2 separate regions of the Homo sapiens genome follow, and region 1 is linked to region 2. Evidence: chromatin loops called from intact Hi-C (ENCODE). Cell type or tissue: natural killer cell. All regions are shown on one strand. Links, peaks and the distances in the headings refer to the core of each region. The heading gives the core; the rest is flanking DNA.

Region 1 (8,642 bases), core at 1,829-6,828, 620 kb after region 2:
ATTTCCTCCTTCTTTTGTTAAAATCATGTTTGTGTATGTATACATTTGTACTAAGAAAATATATTTTATCATGTGACATAAGATTTATTGACTTCATATCAGCATTTAAGTACTGTTAACTTTATGTAATAGTATTTGAGTCAGGGATTGGTGTGTTTCCAGGTGTACAAAGGATAGTTGTATTATGTTAGGCATAATTATTACCTCATTATTGTCTTTATTTGAAGATTATGTATGATCTCAGGAGATGTGCATAGGTTCAAGTTCAAGCTGACAAGGGGTGGACTTGTGATGGTTAATACTGAGTTAGTATCCAAGATCAATACAAAGTACTGATCCCGGATGTGTCTGTGAGGGTGTTGCCAAAAGAGATTAACATTTGAGTCAGTGGGCTGGGGTAGGCAGATCCACCCTTAGCTGATGGGCACAATCTAATCAGCTGCCAGTGAATATAAAGCAGGCAGAAAAATGTGAAAAGGAGAGACTGGCCCAGCCTATATCTTTCCCCCATCCTGGATGCTTCCTGTCCTTGAACACTGGACTTCAAGCTCTTCCGTTTTGGGACTTTGACTGGCACTTCTTGCTCCTCAGCTTGTAGGCAGCCTATTGTGGGACCTTGTGATCATGTAAGTTAATACTTGAAATAAACTCCCATATATATATATATATATATCCTATTAGTTCTGCCCCTCTAGAGAACCCTGACTAATACAACATCTGACAGAGAATTTAAAATAACTGTGATTAATATGCTAAAGGCTCTAAGGGAAAGGTGAAAAACATAAAATTAGATAGGTAATAGCAGAAAAATGAAAACTATGAGTCAAAAAGAAAAGCTAGAGATGAGCTGGGCACAGTGGCTCGTGACTGTAATCCTAGCACTTTGGGGAGGCTGAGATGGGAGGATCACTTGGGCTCAGGAGTTCGAGACCTGGGCAACACAGTGAGACCTTTTCTCTTTGAAAAAAAAAAAATTTTTTTTTTGTTAAAGAAAAGCTAGAAATGAAAAACAGTAACAGACGTAAAGAATACCTTCAGTTGGCTCATCAAACAACTTGACAAAGCAATGGAAAGAATGAGTGAACTTAATAATTTGTCGGTAAAAATGTTTTAGTCAATGGAAACTGAAAACACAGAGAAAAATGATAGGGGCAAAACGAACAGAGCAACCAAGAGTTGTTAGACAACCTTGAACAATCTAACACATGTATAATTGAAACCCCTCAAGAAGGGAGCATGAGAAGAAATACTTGAAGAAATAACAACCAAGGGCCGGGCGTGCTGGCTCACGCCTATAATCCTAGAACTTTGGGAGGCCGAGACGGGCGGATCACCTGAAGTCGGAAGTTTGAGAACAGCCTGACCAACATGGAGAAACCCCGTCTCTACTAAGAATACAAAATTAGCCAGGTGTGGTGGCACATGCCTGTAATCCCAGTTACTTAGGAGGCTGAGGCAGGGGATCATGGCTTGAACCCAGGTGGCTGAGGTTGTGGTGAGCTGAGATCACACCATTGCACTCCAGCCTGGGCAACAAGAGTGAAACTCCATCTCAAAAAAAAAAAAAAAAGAAAGAAATAACAACCAAGAAGTTTCCAAAATTTGTGGCATACACAAATCTATAAATCAAAGAAACTCAGAGAAAAAAAAAAAAGAGAGAAAAAAAAACCCAGATCTGGGTATATCATATTCGACCTGCTACAAACAAAGAGAAAAGCTTGAAGGCAACCAGAGGAAAAAATACATTACATGTTGAGGAACAAAAATAAGAATTACAACAGAATCCTGGCTGGCATGGTTTCTGACAAGAAGATAGCAGAGTGATTTAAAGTGTTAAAAGAAAAAAACTGTCAAGGCAGAATTCAATATCCTGCAAATATATCTTTTAAAATTGAAGAAATAAACATTTTATCAAACAAAAACCAGCACTAAAGGAAATGATAAAAGAACTTCTTAAAGCAGAAAAGATAAGATACCAGACAGAAACATGGATCTGCACAAAGAAAGAGTGCTGAAACAGAATATCTTGAAGGAAAAACACATTTCATTAAAAGTTTTTCAATTTCTATGAAAGAAAACTTTAATGCAAAATTAGTAGCATATATATTTGGACAATATGTAAAATGTATGACAATTTCACAAAAGAGGTAGAAAGATTTGAAAACACACTGTTGTAAGAGCCTTAGATTACACATGAAGTGTATAGTTATTTATTCATTTATTATTATTTATAATTTATTATTTGAAGGTAAACTCTATTTATTGTAAAACCTGGAACAACCACTAAAAAAACTCTTGAAAGATGTATAAATAAATAAGTCAAATGTGAAGATAAAAATGGAATCACAATAAATATCTAATAAATCCAAGAGAAGGTAGAAAAAAAGAAACAAAGAAACAAAGAACAGATGGAATAAACAAAATAGCTAGCAAGGTGACAGATATCAATCCAAGTAAAATTACAAAACTGAGACCAAACTTGACAGCAAAAGAAACTATGAGACTAAATTGTTTTTAGTTTTTTGTTTTTCTTTGAGATGGAGTCTTGCTCCGTCACCCAGGCTGGAGTGCAGTGGCGTGATCTTGGCTCACTGCTGCAACCTCCACCTACCGGGTTCAACCGATTCTCCTGCCTCAGCCTCCCGAATAGCTGGGACTACAGGCATGTGCCACCACACCTGGATAATTTTTTTGTATTTTTAGTAGAGATGGGGTTTCACCGTGTTGGCCAGGCTGGTCTCAAACTCCTGATCTCAGGTGATCCACCTGCCTTGGCCTCCCAAAATGTTGGGATTACATGCGTGAGCTACTGCACCCAGCCAGTTTTTATAGCTTTATTGAGATACAGTTCACACATTATAAAATTGACCTCCCTCAAGTGTACATATATTCAGTGGTTTTTAGCCTATTGAGAGTTGAACAATCATTTATCAGACTGCATTTTAAAAAGTACCCATCTATATGTTGTTTATCAGAGATATAAACACATAAACTGAAATTAAGATGGGAAAAAATGTAGTACAATTTATCTTAAGAAATCTAAATCAAGGCAGGGCACGGTGGCTCACGCCTGTAATCCCAGCACTTTGGGAGGCCAAGGTGGGTGGATCACAAGGTCAGGAGTTCAAGACTAGCCTGGCCAACATGGTGAAACCCCGTCTCTACCAAAAATACAAAAATTAGCCAGGCGTGGTAGTGGGCGCCTGTAATCCCAGCTACTTGGGAGGCTGAGGAGGAGAATAGCTTGAACCCGGGAGGCAGAGGTTGCACTGAGCTGAGATCTGGCCACTGCACTCCAGCCTGGGCGACAAAGCAAGGCTCCGTCTAAAAAATAAAAATTAAAAAAAAAAAGAAATCTAAATCTAAAATATTAAAAACCTGAATCTAGCAATGGGAATGTGTTGTATCTCTATGTGATCTACAGCACAAACATGTTTTTAGTATTTTGATAACTGTACCTCAGTAGAAGTGGCTTCCTTTGCAATCCTTTGTACTTGGTTTTACGCATTAAAAAATATTATTTTAAGAAGGGGTCCACAGGTTCCAGACTGCCAACAGTGTTGATAGCAGACACAAACACAAAAACGGTAAGAACCTTTGTACTTAAGAAACTCTTGAAGATATACACAAGGAAACATAAGCAAGAATGTTCAGAGTAGCACTGTTTGCAAGAGCAAAAAGGAGAGTGGATCAATAAATTGAGGTATAGTCACTGACAGACTTTTCTAAAAGTCCTTAAAATGACAGAACTGGAGTTACATGTATAAACATGGACAAATTTCTTAATCTAAATACATGGGTGTTTGATACAATAATCTTTAGATTACTACACACCACCACCATTACCCTATACTATTTTTATTTATTTATTTTTCATTTATCAATGTAAAAATTTCATGGATTACCACCAGTCCAAATACTGGCATTTAGGAACCAGTGCCTATTACCATCCTGCTTCCAGCAAAATCCATCCAAAATCACACTTATTAGTCAGCAATGGTATTAAGCACAATACAAATTCCTTAGGAAATCTTTCTCCAAACCACCTAGTTGAAATTAATTTTCCCCGCCTAGTCTCCGTAGCAATTCCTATCTAACTCTCTACTTACCAAATTTCTGAATTATATTAAATATAGTCTATGCATACCTGATTTCTCAAGTGTAAGTCCTTTAATGGCTGAGACAGTGCTTTGTGTTTCACAAGTTCTCAAAATCATGTCTACTGGATTTGATTTATTCACCTCTACCCACTGTGAAATAAATCCTCAACAATGGCTTAAAAGCTGTGTTTTCATCTTTAGTATCTATACTAAAATAAAATCTGATTACAAAAATAAAACTTCCCATTGTAAAACTTAAGATTTCTACTATTCATAATCTCAATAGTACCTCTTCCTATTTTAATTATACTGAATAAAATAACGTGTGGAAAGTATTTTATATAGAATAATACAAGAAAAATATAAGAAAATAACTTTGAACAATGTAAAACAAGATATATTTATTCTGAAGAAATTACATATTCATGTTACCATGTTTGAGATTATGATCATTTTGCACTGGAATACAGAATGATGTATGAGTTAAGTATGCCCCCTACTGACTGAATAAATACTTTAAAAGCCAAAAAACAACATTCACAGAGTATAAGAATATGGTCCAAACAAATGTACCACATGAAAACCAAATGTGCCTTTACCATGCAAATGGGTTTCATAAAAAGACCTTTGCAGATCTTAAGTATATTTAAGATAGAATTTATTGGAGAAAAGAGAGACCTGAGAAGAAAGAAGGGCAATTTTGAATTCACTGCCCAGGGTCACCACATTAAACAACTTTAGGAAGCATCATTCACATTATAGTATACATCTGTGGTTCCCAATTGGGGCAATTTTGTCCCCCAGGGGACATTTGGCAATGTGTGCAGAAACATTTTTGGTCATCGCAACCTGAGGTAGGAGAGCCGTTACTGGCATCTAGTGGGTAGAGGCCAGGGATGCTGCTAAACATCTACAACGCATGGACCAGCTCCGTAAAACAAAGTATCTTCTAGCCAAAAATGTTAAAAGTGTTGAGGTTGAGAAATTTTGCTCTGCATGGTGTTCCTTCTCAAGTCATGCAACAGGGCAATGCTATGAGTTTTACCCAAAAAAGTCAAATAAAATTTGACTTCCTTGAACTTTGTTGAATGGGTCAAAGAAGGATTAAATCTCTGAAATCCAATATAATAATTTTTTGCCATCTTCATTTGGGCTAGAAAACTGCGGTCTATACAGCTTCATATCTTTACCTTTTATCTCTGTTCTAGGGATGATACAATCTGTGCACAAACCCTTGATCAGCTAATGATACTTTTTAAAGATACTGGGCTTTCCCATCATACCTGTGTTTCCATTTCCATCATCCTTTGTTTTATTTCTCTTATTTCTGCTTGTGTTTCAGCTTCTCTAAGTCGAATGGTCATCAGTTCATCTTGTAACTCATTCATAGCATTTTTCTTGGGTGGGTCTTTCCATCTCCCAGTAGTACGAGCTAAGTGGCGCTAAAGCATAAAAAATTATATTGCAACAAATACTCTCAGTATCAAAATAAGAGCTAATATTACTGAGCGCTTATTTCAGGCCTGTGATATATAAAACACTTTCCACACATTATTTTATTTAATCCCTAGAAAATCCTATTAATCAGGCACTATTATCATCTGAATAAAAGGGTTTCATAAAAAGACCTTTGCAGATCTTAAGTATATTTAAGATAGAATTTATTGGCCAGGCGCAGTGGCTCTCACACCTGTAATCCCAGCACTTTGGGAGGCCAAGGCGGGCAGATCACCTGAGGTCAGGAGTTTGAGATCAGCCTGGCCAACATGTTGAAACCCTGTCTCTAGTCTCTACTTCAAAAAAAAAAAAAAAAAAAAAAAAAAAAAAAGAATTTATTGGAGAAAAGAGAGACCTGAGAAGAAAGACAGGCAATTTTAGAATTCACTGCCTAGGGTCACCATATTAAACAACTTTAGGAAGCATCATTCACATTATTGCCATTATTGGTTCCCAACTGGGGCAATTTTGCCCCGCCAGGGGACATTTGGCAATGTGTGTGGAAACATTTTTGGCTTTTCACAGGTAAGAAAATGAACACTGTGATTAAGTAACTTTAGGAGGATCACACACAGCCAGTGCAGATCTGGGATATAAACTCAAATACAGTTCAAATTTTTTCTCTATATACTGAGGATTAATTCTTGAAAAGATTACAATTTTCACTGTAATTTTTTTAATGAGAGATTTTTCATATTATCTTCAATGAAATCCCAATACATTAGAAAAAAAATGGGGCCATTAAGGAAGGAATGTTAGAAGTTAAGGGCAGTGTTTCTCAAAATATCTGTGATAAAAGACAAGTTTTGTCTTTTTTGTTTTAAAATTTCAAGTTTATTGCAATCTGATACTTTGTCAAAACATGTTTTAAAAAAAGGCATGACAATGTCAAGGCCTAATTTCGGTCCTTATATAGAATATGTATTTTGTTCCTTGTCAACATTTCCCTCATACATGAATAAATTTGTGGTCACATACCAGATAAATGTCATTTATCTGGTGAGGTAACTAAGTTACTAATTTATACATTAAATTTATAATGTTGTCACCCTTCTGGTGTTTCACACTAACCAACAATGGACTTAATATCAAAGTTTAAGACAAAATATGTATTATATAGAACACTTTCACAGTTTGCAGAAAAAGTTACACAAGGCACAATGGTACAATGACAAAAATATTATCTGATGTCTACTGTATCTTTTATTTTATTATAAGAATTAAAGAGGGAGAAACAGCTTAAGTGCACTTTCAGTTTATAAATACTCTCAATTTTGACATTAAACAGGGTCTCTCTCACTTTAAACTCATCTACTATAGGTCATCAGGTACTTCAAACTCTTACAAATTGGATATTTCGGTTTTACTCTCTTTTAAAAAAGCACACAAAATATATTAATATACCTGCCAGTGTTCCTCTAAATCCTTGACTTGCTGTCTAAGTTCTTTCAAACCCATAATGGCTTCTGCTTCTCTAAGTTTCACAGCAATGAGTTCTTCCTGAAGCCTTGCAATATTATTCTCATCAGGAAGGGAGTTATTCCTCTAAAGAAGAAGAAAATTTAATTTGGGATTTTTAAATTTAAGGAATAAAATACAGCACACACAACAGCTATTGTGTTCCACACTTAAATGTATTTAATTTTATACAGCTATACTGAAATATAATTCACAAACTATGAAACTCACCCTTTTAAAATACACAAGAGCCAGTGGTTTTTAGAGTATTTACAGGGTTGTTTAAACATCACCATGACCTAATTTCAGAATATTTTTATCATGCAAAAAAGAAAACCTATACTCATCACCAGTCATTCTACATTCCCCACTTCCCCATCCCCTGGCAACCACCAATCTACTTTTTGTTTCCATGAGTTTGTCTACCTGGACATTTCTTATAAGTGGAATCATATGTATTTATAGCTTTCTGTGACAACCTTACTTCACTTAGAACAATGTTTTCAAGGTTCAATCTTTTTTTTATGCCAAATGATATTCCACTGTATAGATATACCACATTTAATCTATTTATTCATCAGTTAATAGAAATTTGGGTTGTTTCCACTTTTTGACTATTATAATGTTGCTATGAACATTGGTGCAAAAGTTTTTGTGTAGACTTAGGCTTTCCATGTTCTTAAGATATACTTAGGAGTAGAACTGCTGGCTCAGATGGTAATTGTTCTATGTTTAACTTTTAAGAAACTGCCAAACTTTTCCAAAGCAGCTGTACTGCTTTTCATTTTCACTAGCAATGTATGAGGGGAACTGCACTTAATTTTGAGAACACAGAAATCTAACTCTGATTTGTTAATAAAATACTAATCAGAGTTACGGAGCAACAGGATTAAAATTTTTTTCAATATGGCAATAAACTTACTAACTTCTGATCAGGACTCCAGATAAAGCATGAACATCATTTACTTTTTAAATATTCATAGAAAATAGTAGTCCAAAATCTGTTTTTGTTGTATTTCCTCAGCATGTTATTTTTGAGAGGCATCAAATCTCTGTGTATTAGTCACTATTTACATCAACAGTCAAGAAATTAATACAAATTAAACAATTTACCAATTGATTCAAATGAAATGACTGAAATTAACTTGATTCATGGATACAAGGTTTATTTATATTTTTCCGTAAGTTATTGGGGTACAGGTGGTATTTGGTTACATGAGTAAGTTCTTTAGTGGTGATTTGTGAGATTTTGGTGTACCCATCACCCAAGCAGTATACACTGCACCTTATTTGTAGTCTTCTATCCCTCACTCCCCTCCCACTCTTCCCCACAAGTCCTCAAAGTCCACTGAATTATTCTTATGCCTTTGCATCCTCCTAGCTTAGCTCCCACATATCAGTGAGAACATACGATGCTTGGTTTTCCATTCCTGAGTTACTTCACTTAGAATAATAGTCTCCAATCTCATCCAGGACACTGCAAATGCTGTTAATTCGTTCCTTTTTATGGCTAAGTAGTATTCCATCATATATATACATATATACACCACAGTTTCTTTATCCACTTGTTGATTGATGGGCATTTGA
Region 2 (5,000 bases), core at 1-5,000:
GTTAAATGATGCATCAAAAAATTAGTCTCTTTGTTTTCATAGTGTCTGACCTGGAAGGAAAAATAAAATCAAATTCTGGGTAAGTAGGATGAAATATTTTAATTATACTATTCTAAAAATGTGTGCATCCAGGTGATTCTGAACAGCTCTCAAATGGCATAACTGTGATGCATCCATCTGGTGATAGTGACACAACGATGTTAGAATCTGAATGTCAAGCTCCTGTACAGAAGGTAAAAGTAATTTTTTTTTTCTAACAAATCTTGAAGGGATTTGAAATTGGGTTTGGAAGTGGTACAAGAGGTATTTAAAAGCCCTGACTTAAATGAAATGTTGGATCTCTAAGCCTAATTTTTGCCTACGTAATTTTTTGAAAAAGTACTTCTGAGCAACATCCTTCCCCTACCCACATACCTACCTATCATTGGTCCTCTTGTTTGTGTTTTTTTGTTGTTGTTTTTTTTTGAGATGGAGTCTCACTCTGTCGCCTAGGCTGGAGTGCCGTGGCACGATCTCGGCTCACTGCAACCTCTGCCTCCCAGATTCAAGCGATTCTCATGCCTCAGCCTCCCAAGTAGCTGGGATTACAGGTGTGTACCACCATGCCCAGCTAATTTTTTGTATTTTTATTGGAGGAGACAGTGTTTTGCCACGTTGGCCAGGTTGGTCTCAAACTCCTGATCTTAGGTGATCCACCCACCTGGCCTCTCAAAGTGTTGGGATTACAGGCATGAGCCACCATGCTTGGCCCTTTTGTTTGTGTTTAATTGAAAGTTCTATAATGTTGATATTTGCCAGTGATCTCAATTTTAAAGCATGTCATAAAACCATCTTTTAGAATCTATTCTAGGGATATCTAAGAAATCCAAGGGATTTCCTAATGGAGTCTTAATGTCTACTTAATCTTCAAATTATATACTGATATCATTCTTTCAACAAATATTCTAGATGATTGGGATACATTAAGATACATAAGGTACTGTTCAAGGTGTTTTCAGAAACTATGAAAGGAATATTTTTATATATTTTTTCTCTATCCCCCTCCATCCCTCTGTTCCATTACCCTCTACTTCTTACCTTTTCCTTGCAAGTACTTTAGAGGACAAATCTAAAGGTGAGAAGGTGGAAGGTGAGATGCTTTAGTTGAGTGAGTCATAGAACTAGTAATTAGCCCATTCCATAGGTAGAGACAAAAACAGGTTTTATTGACAACTTACAGGAAAGCACAACTGGCTAATCATTGGTGATTGGTAAAGGTCATTGTGTTGGGGACAGGGAGGGATGTTTTGACTCCTTTTATTACTTCAGGATAGAAATAAAAGGCCTATAAATATATCTAGTCATACATTTTCTTTTGCCTTATATGGGGCCCTAGACAAGTTTTCTCCTCATATTTCATGGAAATACATCAAAAGTGCAATCAAGCATAATTATTAAGGAGATAATTATTTTTAGAAATTCAGCAGAAGATGTTTTAGTATTGCACAGCCCTCTTTCCGTATTATAGATGGACAGGTTTAACTGTAGAAAGGGCCATCTAGACTTGTGCTTATCTAATATGGTAGCCTCTGGTCACATGTGGCTAATTGAGCCCTTGACATGTAGCTAAAGGAGCTAAGTTTTAAAATTTGTCTTTTAATTAAAATTTAAAATGGACACAATTCAGTTTCGGAAGACTTAGATGTGTTTGGAACAGTTTGACTATACATAACTAGTTTTTCAACTGTGAATTTTATGAAATCTAATTATAGATCAATTGTTTCTAGTAGGAATTTAGCATTTGAAGTTGAAATGTCCTACAAATGTAAATTGGGATGACTTAGTATGAAAAAATACTTTATGTCTTTTATATTGATTACCTGTTGAAATAATGCTTTGGGTATATTTGGTTAAATAAATATATTAAATTTACTTAAATTTTTAAAACGTGGCTATTAGAAAACATTAAATTACATATATTTCTGGTGGGCAGCACTAACCTCAACCATGGTGTATCTTGTTTAAGAAGAGCAGTCACATCACTTAAGTTTTTTCTTCTTAACCACCAAAAGGAAAAATATATCCATGTCAGAGGACTCTCAACAAACTCCATGGCATTTTTAGGGTACAATCTTACTTTGCCTCTTATTAATCCTTTGAGCATTTTCTTTATTTTCCCTATAGGATAATAAGTATCTTGATTACACTGAGGGATTTATTTATTTTTATGCTTTCTGCAAATTATGCAGTTAATATATATGTCTTAAAATAATTGGCAAGTGTGCTACTTTAATGTGGTCTCAGATTAATAATTGAGTTTAGATGATCTATTATGTTTTTGTATTTTTTTTCTAACTTTAGTAACCTTTGACTTTAGTAACCTTTTACTTTAGTAAAAGTACATGAAGCCCTTTAGAATCTTAATTAGATCTATTGCTGTATCATCAAAAAATGTTTTCTTCCTTCCAAAATTTGGTTAACATCTGTAGACATAGACTGAACCAAATATTTGTTTTAGGATATAAAGATTAAGAATGCAGATTCATGGAAAAGTTTAGGCAAACCAGTGAAACCATCAGGTGTAATGAAATCCTCAGATGAGCTCTTCAACCAATTTAGAAAAGCAGCCATAGAAAAGGAAGTAAAAGCTCGGACACAGGAACTCATACGGAAGCATTTGGAACAAAATACAAAGGAACTAAAAGCATCTCAAGAAAATCAGAGGTCTGTAATTTACTGGATTAAAGGAGGGTTTGGGAGATATAGAATGTATTTTAAATACATTAAATTTCTTATTTGTTAAGTGACTATGATTCAACTGTTTAGTAGAACACAGAGCAAATTGTAATTGCAAAAAGTACATTTGATACTTTTTCTAAGTGATGATATCTCTTTTGAAGACAAATAATCAAGGGATTAAGCTACTAAAGATACTAATTACTAAATTATATAGTCATTATTTTACAGAAATGTCTTAAAGTTTTTCTGGTCTATGTGTTAGAAGATAGTGGTTCATCTTGGCCACAGTTTTCCAAAACCATTTATTTGTTAATATGGATTAGCCTATGTGTAATTTGATGCATCAAAAATAAAGCTTAAAATAATGTTATAACATGAACATGGTTGTCTTAATATATGGCTTTATATTTGTCATTTAATAACATTTTTGTAATACTTTTAAGGAACTTGAAACCTACTTTGAGCTATACTTTTTTTCTTTAAGGGATCTTGGGAATGGATTGACTGTAGAATCTTTTTCAAATAAAATACAAAACAAGTGCTCTGGAGAAGAGCAGAAAGAACATCAGCAGTCATCAGAAGCTCAAGATAAATCCAAACTCTGGCTTCTCAAAGACCGTGATTTAGCAAGGCAGAAAGAACAAGAGAGGAGGAGGAGAGAAGCAGTAAGTGAATTTTAGTTTACTAAATCTAATTTAACAAGGGAAAGATTTAACAGAGCACTGTCTTTTGTATGTTCAAGGATGCATTTGGGGTAATTTTTCAGTGACAGTGGACTTACCTCTTTAGTGAGGATCAGGTTCTAAAATTAAAGCTTAAAATAAAAAAATTCATAGCCAAAGGAGGCAATGCAATAATAGAGTATTGATCCTGGAAGTACTAGACTACCTGAGTTAAAATGATGATTTTGGAGGCGGGAGGATCTTTTGAGGCCAGGAGTTAGAGGCTGCAGGGAGCTATGATCACACCACTACACTCCAGTGTGGGTGACAGAGCAACATGGTGCTCTCAAACAAACAAAAAAAGATGGTCTGCCTATTTACTAGACTCTTAGACCTCGGCAATTATCTAACTCCCTAAAGTGGGAATAATAATACCTATTGTGAAGGTGAAATGAATGAGCATGTATTAAGCACATAGGAAAATGCCTAGCACTAGGTGAAGTGATTTATCACTTACTATTGTTACTGTTTAAAAATCTGTAAACCACCTATGAATTGTGGCCAGAAGATGTGCCATCTGTTCCTGGTCAGCATTTCTTCGGTTGACTGCTAGATTAAGAAGCTGACTTTCACTTAGGAGTCCTAATATGCAGAAAATAATATTTTAAAAGCTACAGTTGATTCCTTCTTTTATTCATGGATTATTTCAGAAGTGTTTAGTTTCCAGATATTTGGGAATTTTCTGATTCTAGTGATTTCTGTTAGTGATTTCTAATTTAATTCCATTGTGGTCGTACACATATCTGACTGAATTGTTTGAAATTTATTGAGACTTATTTTATGGCCTGGCTTATGGTCTACTTTGGTAAATATTCTGTGTGCACATGAAGAATGTGTATTTTATTGCTGTTGGATAGGGTGTTAATCAGGCCAAGTTGGTTTATCTTCTTGTTCATTATGAAATGATCTTTACTTCTGGTAAGAATTACTCTGAAAATTACACTGAAATTTAAAATAGGCACTTCACCTTTTTATGACTAGCGTTGGCACAGTAAAATTCTTTCCATCGTTTTACTTTTAACCTATCTTGTGTTTTTTTTTTAATTATTTAAAGTGAGTTTCTTGTAGGCAACATGTAATGGGAGCTTGCTTTTGTTTGTTTGTTTGTTTGTTTGTTTGTTTTTATCGAGATGAAGTTTCGCTTTTGTTGCCCAAGCTGGAGTGCAGTGGTGTGATCTCGGCTCACTGCAACCTCCACCTCCTGGGTTCAAGCGATTCTTCTGCCTCAGCGTCCCCAGTAGCTGGGATTACAGGCGCACGCCACCATGCCTGGCTAATGTTTTGTATTTTTAATAGAAATGGGGTTTCACCATGTTAGGCAGGCTGGTCTCAAACTCCTGACCTTAGGCAATCGCCTGCCTCGGCCTCCCAAAGTGCTGGGATTACAGATGTGAGCCACCATGCCCAGCCTGTTTTTTATTTTTATTTTTATTTTATTTTATTTTTTTGAGACAGAATTTTGCTCTTGTCGCCCAGGCTGGAGTGCAGTAGTGCAATCTTGGCTCACTGCGACCTCTGCCTCCTGGGTTCAAGCGATTCTCATGCCTCAGCCTCCCGAGT

Evidence for each region. Peaks named below come from ENCODE experiments on the same cell type or tissue, not always from the same donor. Only the 100,000 strongest peaks of a DNase experiment are listed, where the experiment ranks them.
Region 1: a loop joins it to region 2, with 8 times the contacts of the local background. A loop is called at or near these places in 19 of 110 quality-filtered maps.

What each region holds. Positions count from the first base shown.
Region 1 is chr1:92,618,793-92,627,434 of GRCh38, forward strand. It overlaps EVI5 (ecotropic viral integration site 5), which reads right to left. Exons shown (of 20, transcript NM_001350197.2): 15 at 7,002-7,142; 16 at 5,384-5,542. Among named protein-coding and RNA genes, the nearest start is that of GFI1, 140 kb to the left of the region's middle. In natural killer cell, for the core only: CTCF peaks have their summits at 4,575 (motif pointing left) and 4,778; a DNase peak (open chromatin) is centred at 4,579.
Region 2 is chr1:92,001,917-92,006,916 of GRCh38, forward strand. BRDT (bromodomain testis associated) reads left to right here. Exons shown (of 19, transcript NM_207189.4): 16 at 133-233; 17 at 2,498-2,703; 18 at 3,203-3,383. Among named protein-coding and RNA genes, the nearest start is that of EPHX4, 26 kb to the right of the region's middle. In natural killer cell, for the core only: no CTCF peak of the experiment used is centred there; no DNase peak of the experiment used is centred there.